Regions from separate parts of the Homo sapiens genome. Here region 1 is linked to region 2. Evidence: chromatin loops called from intact Hi-C (ENCODE). Cell type or tissue: breast epithelium. All regions are shown on one strand. Each heading gives the region's core, and the rest is flanking DNA. Links, peaks and the distances in the headings are about the cores only. Region 1 has its middle 94 kb from the start of ABI3BP. Region 2 overlaps CEP97 (centrosomal protein 97).

The links. Peaks named below come from ENCODE experiments on the same cell type or tissue, not always from the same donor. Only the 100,000 strongest peaks of a DNase experiment are listed, where the experiment ranks them.
Region 1: a loop joins it to region 2, with 29 times the contacts of the local background. A loop is called at or near these places in 1 of 110 quality-filtered maps.

Annotation. Positions count from the first base shown.
Region 1 is chr3:101,084,511-101,089,897 of GRCh38, reverse strand. No RefSeq gene overlaps it. Among named protein-coding and RNA genes, the nearest start is that of ABI3BP, 94 kb to the right of the region's middle. In breast epithelium, for the core only: no CTCF peak of the experiment used is centred there; no DNase peak of the experiment used is centred there.
Region 2 is chr3:101,755,569-101,760,955 of GRCh38, reverse strand. It overlaps CEP97 (centrosomal protein 97), which reads right to left. Exons shown (of 11, transcript NM_024548.4): 7 at 5,362-5,387; 8 at 3,760-3,893; 9 at 2,533-3,322. Among named protein-coding and RNA genes, the nearest start is that of NXPE3, 21 kb to the left of the region's middle. In breast epithelium, for the core only: no CTCF peak of the experiment used is centred there; a DNase peak (open chromatin) is centred at 2,607; H3K27ac peaks cover 443 bases.

The DNA of each region.
Region 1 (5,387 bases), core at 294-5,293, 670 kb after region 2:
TGTGTGCACTGTCAAATAAATCTCCTGCAGTGCTGCTGCCTCTCCTGTGCTCAGAATGGTTTTCTCGGTACTCATGTTAGCATTCAAGGTTTTCCACAATTGGACTTGACCCTTTTCCCACTTATTCCTTATTATTCCTTCACCAATCTCTCTGCTTTAGCAAGGCTGACCCACTCATTTTTCTTAAACATACCTTGAATTTTCTACTTTTATTCTGATTTTATTCTTGCTATGTGCCTTGTTGGGGACCAGCCTTAATACCACCCGTAGGGTATTTAAAGTTTGGTGGAAACAAAGGATTGAGAAGAGACAGGTTAAGAGTAAAGGTGGGGAGCCAGGGGGCCAGTGTAAAATATGGAAGTGTAAAAGGCCTAGAGCTTTGGTTTTTATACTATTCATTGAGTATAATTACTTAGATTTAAGAAGCAGATGTTTAGGGTGAAACAGTGAAAAGGAGGCAATCTGTTATAGGCATAATTTGTAGCAATAGTGGTTTAAATGAGTTTTTTTTGTGCTTAAACAGTATATCTTTAACTTAGTGGGAACGGGCTTAACTAGGAGTCTGCACGTTTGTTCACATTTTAATGTTTTAAAGGAGTGGTTTTTTTTTTTTTTTTGAACACAGTGTTTACAGATAAGAAAGCAGGTTTCACTCTGAGGATGGGAACATGATGGCAATTAGGAGGCTTTCCTCATCAGAGGCCTTTTGTGGCTTTTTCTAACTTATTGTCCCATATTTTTATGGCCAGTTTATGTAGGCACCCCACAAGCCCTTTTCCCAACAGTGCCTCACCTGGAATGGTCTTCATTTCTGCTCTTTTGAATTGAACCCATACTTCAAAGTTGAATTCCAGTTTTTCAGGAAGATTTCTCAGATTGCTCAGGCACATGGTGAAACTTTTATCCTGTCTCACACATTTAGGCACTTTGTAGAGTCAAGTCTTCTTGTCTCTTAGATCTCTAACTAGAATACAGGGCAGGAACCCTATTCTTTCATTCTCTCTCTCTTTCTCCCTCTCTCCCTCCCTCCCTTCCTCCCTCCCTCACAGAGTCCTGCTTTCCAGAAGATAAGATAGGTTACTTCATAAAATTAATTCACCTGTTATCAGGAGACTCTAATATATGAGCAAGCTTCCATTTTTTGTCAAGAAAACATGTTACTGATCTTACTTGGTTAAGAATAAAAGGGCTTACTTCAAGTTTGCTATAAATTATTTTCATTACAAGGATCTCCCTAATTAGTTTACACACTCCCTATTCCAGTACTAAATTTATTTTGTAACTTCAGAATTTCCTGGGATTTTCCATACAGTCATAGGTATTTGTAGAGTAATCTGGGGAAATTTTTGAAGTCAAGTAGAGGAAAGAATACATGACCATCTGTTGAAATTCTCATTATTTTCTAGCTGTGCTCAGCCTATTGATGTCCTTTTAATTAAACATGGCTTTGAGGAGAAAGTAGAAATTGACATTTATCAATTGAAAATTAAATTTGAACCTCTATAAAATATGTTCCCTTGGAAATCTTAAACTGAGCATCATTTAAGTTTTTGTTGTTTCTCTTTGTAAAGTTTGTTTTGGAAAATTTCAATGATACACTGATGTAGAGATATTATCATTAATTCATATATCCAGCACTCAAATTTTACATTGTCAGTAGTTGCCAACTTTGTTTCATCTACTTGTCTTCTTCTGAAGTGTTTTAAAGAAAATTTTATCATTTCATTTCACCTGTAACTATTTCAGAAGGCATATACAACAGATAAGGACAGGTGTTTTCTCCCATAATCACTGTGCCTTTATCATATCTAGCAAGATTAAAATCCCTTAATGTCATCTAATAGTACTTGGTACATAATTACATTTTCCTGATATCTCAAAAATGTCTTTGTATAGTTGATTTCTTAAAATTAGGATCCAAAAGACACACGTTCATTACGTTTGGTTATTATGTAAGTCTCTTATCTGTTACAGTTCTCCCTCACCCTTATTTCTTTGCCATTGCATTAAAGAAGTAGTTCTCAATTCACTTCCCCAGCTTCCAAGACTGTTTACGCTCTTAAAAATTATGGAGGACTCCTGGCCAGGCTCATTGGCTCAAGCCTGTAATCCCAGCACTTTGGGAGGCCGAGGCGGGTGGATCACTTGAGGTCCGGAGTTCGAGACCAGCCTGGCTAACATGGTGAAACCCTGTCTCTACTAAAAATACAAAAACTAGCCAGGTGTGGTCGTGGGCCCCTGTAATCTCAGCTACTCGGGAGGCTGAGGCAGGAGAATCACTTGGCCCTGGGAGGTGGAGGTTGCAGTGAGCAGAGATTGCACCACTGCCCTCTAGTCTGGGCGGCAAAGGGAGACTCCATCTCAAAAAAAAAAAAAAAAAAAAATTATGGAGGACTCCAAATACCTTTAATTTATGTGAGTTGATTACTAATTTTATTTAGTTTATGTAGGTTAGCTCTATTAATATTTACCATATTAGAAAATAAAACTCTCATTCTGCTGGTTGGCTGTCCATTCTGTTGTTTACTTCTTTTGTTGTGCAGAAGCTTTTTAGTTTGATTAAATTTCTTTTGCCTATTTTGTTTTTGTTGCATTTGCCTTTGAGGTTTTAGTCATGAATTATTTGCCCAGGCCAATGTCCAGAAGAGTTTTTTCCTAGATTTTCTTGTGGTATTTGTATAGTTTCAGGTTTTACCTTTAAGTCTTTCATCCATGTTGAGTTAATTTTTGTATATGGTGAGAGATGAGGGTCCAGTTTCATTCTCCTGCATATAGTTATCCAATGTGTGCACAGGGACATAGTGGAATCGTAGACATTGGAGATGTCTAGAAGATGAGAAATTACTTAATTGATACAATGTATACTATTTGGGTGATGGTTACGCTGAAAGCCCAGAGTTCACTGATATGCAATATATCTATGTAACAAAATGGCACTTATACCCATTAAATGTGTAAAATAATCATTATAATCATATTTAAACAAGAAAAAACTTGTAAATTTTAAAAATATTTATTAAAATTTTAAAAATAAAAACTAACTCATCAAAAGTTATAAACCCATACATGTTAACTCATGTTATAACTCATAAACCCATTACATGTTAACATAAATGAAATATCTTTATGGAAAGTAATTATTTCCCAAAACAAATAATTTAGTGAGAAGTGTGGCATTGTTTTATGTTTCTATAAACCTCAGATGTCTAGCTTATTGGAAGGCAGCTAGATTATATTCAAGTATCCCATTATACTACTTTGGTGGGAGAAAACCCAGCCTCACGCAGTTATGATGTCCTGAAGTTTTTGGTAAACTCCAAAGTATACTCATGAGATGATGTAAGTGCAAAAGGCAAGTTACCTTAGTGTTATTCTGAAAATAGTTTAACCTTGTAGATTACCTGAAGGGGTTTCAGGAACCCTGGGTGAGCTTCCACTCCCCACACTGGGCCACTCTGGCTCCCCCTATCACATACAGATGCCTCCACCTCCTTGAATGGCTTTGGGCCTGAATTGTCTAGGAAGGTACGGGTGCAGGTACAGGCAGGACAGAAATCTTGAACTTTACTTTTATGTATTGAGGTTAGTTGTAGTATTGAACTAACTGTTAATTCAGTTAATTCTGAAACTGTTTTGTATGTATGGTATGATAGAGTATATGTGTACAAATACTGACTTTAGGAATGAGGGTCCTCACTACAGGAAAAAGGAAAAATGAAGATGGAATGAGGAAAGTGAGGGAGAATCTTGTGTTAATGAACTTGAATTGGAGATATCAGTATGAACTGATCAATATGAATTTATGATCTATTAAAAATACATTTATCAGTTCTGTCTCTTGGAAGAGCATGTAAGCAGTGGCACCACAGCAGCAACGACATACTTAGTGAACAGATCTTACTTTCCCAATTCTTTCTTTGGAGAAGTGCCTGATTAGAGTCCTGGGCACAAGTGAGACTGGAACACTGTGTGGTGCCAATAAAAACCTGCTCAGAGACTGGTGGAGCCACCCAAAGACATGGGAGCTGCAAAACTATTTTATTTTTCTATTACTTAGGTATTTTATATTCATGTGTATTTATCAACTTCTTGCATCTGTAGCTCTTTTAAAATTTGTTAAATTTTTAATATTTTTGAGATGGAGGTCTCACTGTCATCCAGGCTAAAGTGCAGTGTAGTGTTGATAACACATGGCAGCCTCGAACTACTGGGCTCAAGAGATCCTCCTGCCCCAGCCTCCCAAGTAGCTGTGACTACAGGCATGTGCCACCCCACAGCTAATTTTGTGTGTGTGTGCAAAGATGGGTGTATTACTCCGTTTTCACGCTGCTGATAAAGACATACCTGAAACTGGAAAGGAAAAGAGGTTTAATTGGACTTACAGTTCCATATGGCTGAGGGGGTCTCAGAATCATGGCGGAGGCAAAAGGCACTTCTTACATGGCAGTGGCAAGAGAAAAATGAGGAAGAAGCAAAAGCAGAAGCCCCTGATAAACCCATCAGATCTCGTGAGACTTATTCACTATCACGAGAATAGCATAGGAAAGACCTGCCCCCATGATTCAATTACAACCCCCTGGGTCCCTCCTACAACACGTGGGAATTCTGGGAGATATGATTCAAGTTGAGATTTGGGTCGGGACATAGCCAAACCATATCATTGCGGGAGGGGTTCCTGCTATGTAGCCCAGGCTGGCCTCGAACTCCTGCCCTCAAGCAATCCTCCTGCCTTGGCCTCCCAAAGTGTGCTGGGATTCTAGGCATGAGCCACTGTGCCCAGCCTCTCTTCTTAATCATTTTCCTTCTTACTTCTTACTTTAATTAGTAACAGTTTAAATATTTTAAAAGTAACCTTTTTCTTTTTGTTATTAGAGACAGGGTCTGGCTCTGTCGCCCATGCTGGAGTTCAGTGGAGTGGTTATAGCTCACTGCATCCTCAAACTCCTGACCTTGAGCAAATCCTCCTGCCTCAGCCTCCCACATAGGGACTACAGGCATGCACTACCACATCTGATGTAGCTGTTAAACAACTATGAAAGAAAAGCAAATTTACAAATAATCAAATAATATTTTCAAATCCAATACAATTCAAATGAACTAATTTAATATGCACATTTTGTTGAAATTAAATTATATTTTGCTATATATAACATATTTGATTTGGTCCTGTATTTGAACTTCAATTCTGCAAACGTAGAGAATGCCTGCTTATATAAGTATGCTGTGCATATCATTAACAATTTTGAGGCTTTGTTTGCTAGCTTGCCATAATTAGACTTCATCCTTAACTGAAACTCTGCCAATAAACAATCCTAGAATGCCTTCTCAATGAGCTATCACTTTAACTTCAAAGGTTCCATGTCTATTCAGGATAAGATTGTCATTGT
Region 2 (5,387 bases), core at 306-5,305:
GGGAGGCAGAGGTTGCAATGAGCTGAGATCGCACCATTGCACTCCAGCCTGGGTGACAAGAGCAAGACTCCATCTCAAAAAAAAATTTTTTTAGATAAAAAATAAAAATAAAATTCCAGTCAGCAAGGTAATTCACACCTGTAATCCCAGAACTTTAGGAGGCTGAGGCAGGAGGACTGCTTGAGGCCAGGAGTTCAAGACCAGATGGGCAACATAGACTTCATCTCTTTAAAAAAATTTTTTTTAATTAGCTGGGCATGGTGGTGCATGCCTATAGTCCCAGCTACTTGGGAGCCTCAAGTGGGAGAATCACTTGAACCCAGGAGTTCAAGATTACAGTGAGCTATGATCACGCCACTACACTCCAGCCTCAGCAAGAGGGCAAGACCCCATCTCAAAAAACATATAAAATCTAAGATCTATCATTATTACTCCCTCTCAAATATCTTCAGCTCTCTTGCCCTTCCCCTGCTCTCTCTACAATATCACCTAGGAAAAAAAATCATTCCTGGCTGAACCAAATTAACCATGCCTGAATCAGACCAGAGCAGCTAAGAATTGCTGATGAAAATCATACAACCTGACCTATTGTTTTGCACTTTTAAGCATTTTCTCACATTGTCCAGCAACCCTCCTCCATTTTCCTCATAAGGTCATGTTTAAGATAACTACCTCACACCTCATACTTCTCTCCTTACACCTCCTTCACCCTCTCCTCATTTTCAGGTGTTGACCACATCTTATACATTATTGAAAAAGAAGCAGCATCAGACAGGACTTTTTCCCATCTCCCACCATCAAACCTACCACCTTACCTGCTCCTGCTCCCATTTCAGGCCACTTCCTCTACTTCGACACTACATTTCTTCCTCTCTTACCTTCTCAAGAACTGCAATCCTGCTCTTCCTCTTTTTTTTTTTTTTTTTTTTTTTTGCTGCACCATCAGTTTTTCCCTCCTTATTTATTCATTCCATCAACACATGAACAAACTCTATATCTCTCATCTACAAAAGAGAATGTTCCTTTAATCTAGATTCTCCTCCAGACACCACTTAACTCTCTTTTCTCTTGTTTTCCTCAAAACAACTCTTTCCAAGAATTGGCTACACTCATCCTTCAAACTCTTTACCTCTCATTCACTATTCAACCCATTCCAAAATGGCCTTCATCCCTCTACACCACTGAAGCTGCTCTTGGGAAGGTCACTGTGCAGTAAAGAGTTAACTCAGCAGGATGGGGATGTTCAAACACTGTACATTGCAAAGATAAGACTGGCCCTTGACTGACTCCTGGGAGATAATCTCCAAGCCCTTGGAATATCCTGACTGAAAAAGAATATCTTTATACACCTGGGGTCTTGGTCACATCAGATAGTTTAGGCAATCAATGATTTCTAGTCAACATCTGTTTTGTTCGCCTGGGGTCCTGGGTCCTGGGCCATGGAGTATCAGTGTGACCTCTATGTGGTCTGAGGTGTAAATAGTTAAGATCAGTTACATGGGTACTCAATACCTATGTGACTGGCCCACAATAAAAACCCTGGACACCAAAGATGAGGTAACTTTCGTCAGTTGGCAATACTTCATATGTGTTATCATACATCATTGCTGAGAAAATTAAGCCCTGTCTGTACAACTCCACTGAAAGAGAACAACTGGAAGCTTGCACCTCATGTCTCCTAGACTCTGCCCTAGGCACCTTTTTTCTTTACTGATTCTAATCTGTATCCTTTTGCTGTAATGAACCATAATGACGAACAGAATAGTATTTTCCCAAGTTCTGTGAGTCCTTTTAGCAAATCATCCAACCTGAGGATAGTCTGGAGAATCACCAACACAGTCACCAATAGCCTCCAACTGCCAAGTTTAATGCCTGTGTCCTCTCTGTGGCACCTCTCATCTCTCCTGAAACACTTGCTCCTGTTGAAGGTGGAACTCTCCTAGTTTTCCTACCACTCTGGCTGTCCCTTCTCAGTATCCTTTGCTGCCTCTTTCTCTTCTACCTGATAATACCAGTAAATATTACTAGTTGCAATATTAATGAAATCCTAACTTTCCTGGGCTAGCAGTCAGTAAAACATACGAGCCATGGGATTAAGGAATAATTCCTATTGTAGTCATATAGAATTTTAGCCCCTTCTGAATCCCTGCTATTTTCTTTATTTCTTATGTCATGTACTGAATTCCATGTAGACTTCATCATCTTCTCATTTTTATACTTGGTTTTTCAATGTTTTCTGTACCTTTCTATGTTTAGAATTATAGATCCCTATAAAGCTCACGTTCATTGAACATTTATTACTACACTGCATCTATGTATCAAGTGCTTTGCTGGGGATGGAGATGAGGAGATAGAGCAGATAGTGTCTGCTCTCCAGATGCTTTCGGTACACTGTAGGAGACAACCAAAGCAACAGTGGCTACATTGTGTGAAAAGTGTTATAATCACAGAAGCACAGTGTTCTGAATCAACTATAAGAATCTAACACCCTCAAACCAACAAAACAGTGCATCAAAAGGACTTCTGACCCACCTCCTTATTTCATCAGTTAAGCAGACAATGTGCTCTTGCATTCTGCGTAGCCGGATTTCGTAACGCACATCTTTGGCTTGAGGGTTGTAGTTCCTGGCATAAAATCCCCGCCAACAGGCCTGAAGCTTGGTGGCTGCATCATTTAATTTCTGAAGGGCAACTTTGTCTTGTCCCAAAGCAACAGATCTCTGGGTTAAAATCATGGGAAGTTTCTCTGAAGTTGCTTGAGATATGGTTTCTTTATTTTCTGGTTGTGTATTTTCTGGTTTCTTTATGTCTGATTGTTTCTGCTCAGTTGACTCAGGAAAAAATGTAAGACTGTGGTTATCATCCTTCAAGATAGCACTGATTATTGTTGGCTCAGGACAAGGTAATAGTCCAGCTTTCTCATTTACCTCTGTATTGATTTCACTTCTCATCATTTGAACAGAATTCTCATTTGCAGCCCATAAAGGCTGTTCCTCTTCCTTATCCAACACCTGGCTTTCCAGCCCTTTCACAGATTCATCTGCAACACCATCATCTTCTAGGCCCAAGTTAATGCCCTGCAGCCTCAGCTCAACTGTAGGTGATAGTGGAGACAGTCCTGATGCAACTGGCATAAAAGTAGACTCTGAAGAGAGAAGACTACAGTTTAACTTGTCCTCATCCGTCTGTATGTCTTCCAGGTGCAGATCATTTCGAGAATATCTCGTAGTGTGTACAGAGGCTGGAAAATTATTCTTAACCGCAAATAACTGATCATCATTACTGTTTATCCCAACCCAAGAATTCACTTGAATGACGGGTTCTAGAAGAATCAACAGAGTATCATTTAAACCACTAAATGTTTACATTTTAGTTATGTCCCTTTAATGAAATCTATTCCTTGAAATAGAGTAAAATGCAAAAAAATCCCCTCAGTGACTTCTTCCAATATGCCGAAAACATCAAACCAAACATTTTTAAGAAAATGAATTCTTGTGATAATCATAAGAATAATCAAAGCATCAGGTCTATATAAAAGGTAGTAGTCCTTGAAATGTTTCTTAAAATTAGAAATATAGCAGTTATAATATACATACATATATAGGTGTGTTTATACATAGATATGTATAAGATCTAAATGATTACTGAAGTTAGTAAACTAACAAAAAATTATGAAAATATGCACCTTTTTCTGCTTTATGATACCCGACAAATTAAACAACTTGGAGAAAAGGGATCAGAGATAAATTCATTTCTTACCACTTTCCTGGGATATCTGGCAATCTTGAACAGGGCTTGAATGCTCAGGAATAAGGGATGCCCTTGTTTCAACAGGAACAAGAGGAGACAACTCTTCATTTTGGCTTTGGTTCATCAACTGCCTCTGGTGAAACCTAAAAATCAATAATACCTGGTCTAATTTAACACAAACCAAAAAAAGAAAGATTTTCTGCTTCCTAGGTAACAATGTCAAAAAGGCAGAAGTTTACAAGTTCTCAAAGTAGGTACTTTTAATTAATGCCAAATTATAAATCCTCATTTGAAAGCACTGGATAAAGAAAGTTAAGAAGCTTATTTTGTAATTGCAAAGACAGACCCTACTATGCACACATACACACATACAAAAACATTTAAAGGCAGGATCTCTGATAAAGAAAGTAAATATTAAATGCTTCTGGCAATACTTTTTCTCTTTTTTTTCACTGTACCCTTTGAAGGCAGATATACCTCTTAAGTATTCAAAAACCCACAAGAAACACCTACATTAAAGAACAAATAGGTCGGGCACGGTGTCGCGCACCTGTAATCCCAGCACTTTGGGAGGCCAAGGCAGGTGGATCGCTGGAGCTCAGGAGTTCAAGATCAGCCTGAGCAACATGATGAAACCCCATCTCTACAAAAAATATAAAAAATTAGCCGAGGCTTGGTGGTGCGTGCCTGTAGTCCCAGCTACAGGCACGGACTGAAGGGGGTCTGAAGAGGGAGGATCATTTGAGCCCAGGAGACTGAAGATGCAAGGAGCTGAGATCACACCACTGCACTCCAACCTGGGTGACAAAGTGAGCTCCTGCCTCAAAAAAGAAAAAAGGGGGAGGGGTGGCAGACGCAGTAGCTCATGACTGTAATCCCAGCACTTTGGGAGGCCAAGGCGGGCAGATCACCTGAGGTTAGGAGTTCAAGACCAGCCTGGCTAACATGGCAAAAACCCATCTCTACTAAAAATAAAATATTAGCTAGGTGTGGTGGCGCATGCCTGTAATCCCAGCTACTCAGGAGGCTTAGACCCGAGAATCATTTGAACTGGGAGATGGAGGTTGCAATGAGCTGAGATCACACCACAGCACTCCAGCCTGGGCAACAGAGTGATATTATGTCTTAAAAAAAAAAAAAGAACAAATATATTTTTTAAAAATCCTATCCCGTTTCCTGGTGTAGTAGCTCATACCTATTATCCTAGCACTTTAGGAGGCCGAAGCAGGAGAACTGCTTGAAGCCAAGAGTTTAAAATCAGACTGAGGAACAAAGTGAGACCTCATCTCTACAAAAAATTAGCCAACCATGGTGGCATGCACCTGTAGTTGCAACTGCAGTGACCTATGACTGCACTGCTGTACTCACAGACCAAGAGACCAAGACCCTGTCTTTAAAACAAAAAAACCCCTCTATTCCTCCATACCATATTGTTTGGCTGTTTGCAGTGCACGATTCAGCTTCCCTGCAGGAACTGTTGCAGTGACAAGGGGACTGAGTGTCCAGAAATGTGGGCCGCAGCACTTGCCTCAGGCTTACTATCACCATAGCAAAGACTCAGAGGTATTTTAACTTGTGAATTCATCAGTTGTTAGAAATAAATGGGCTTACCTCTGTTTGCTCAAAATCTTCTCTAG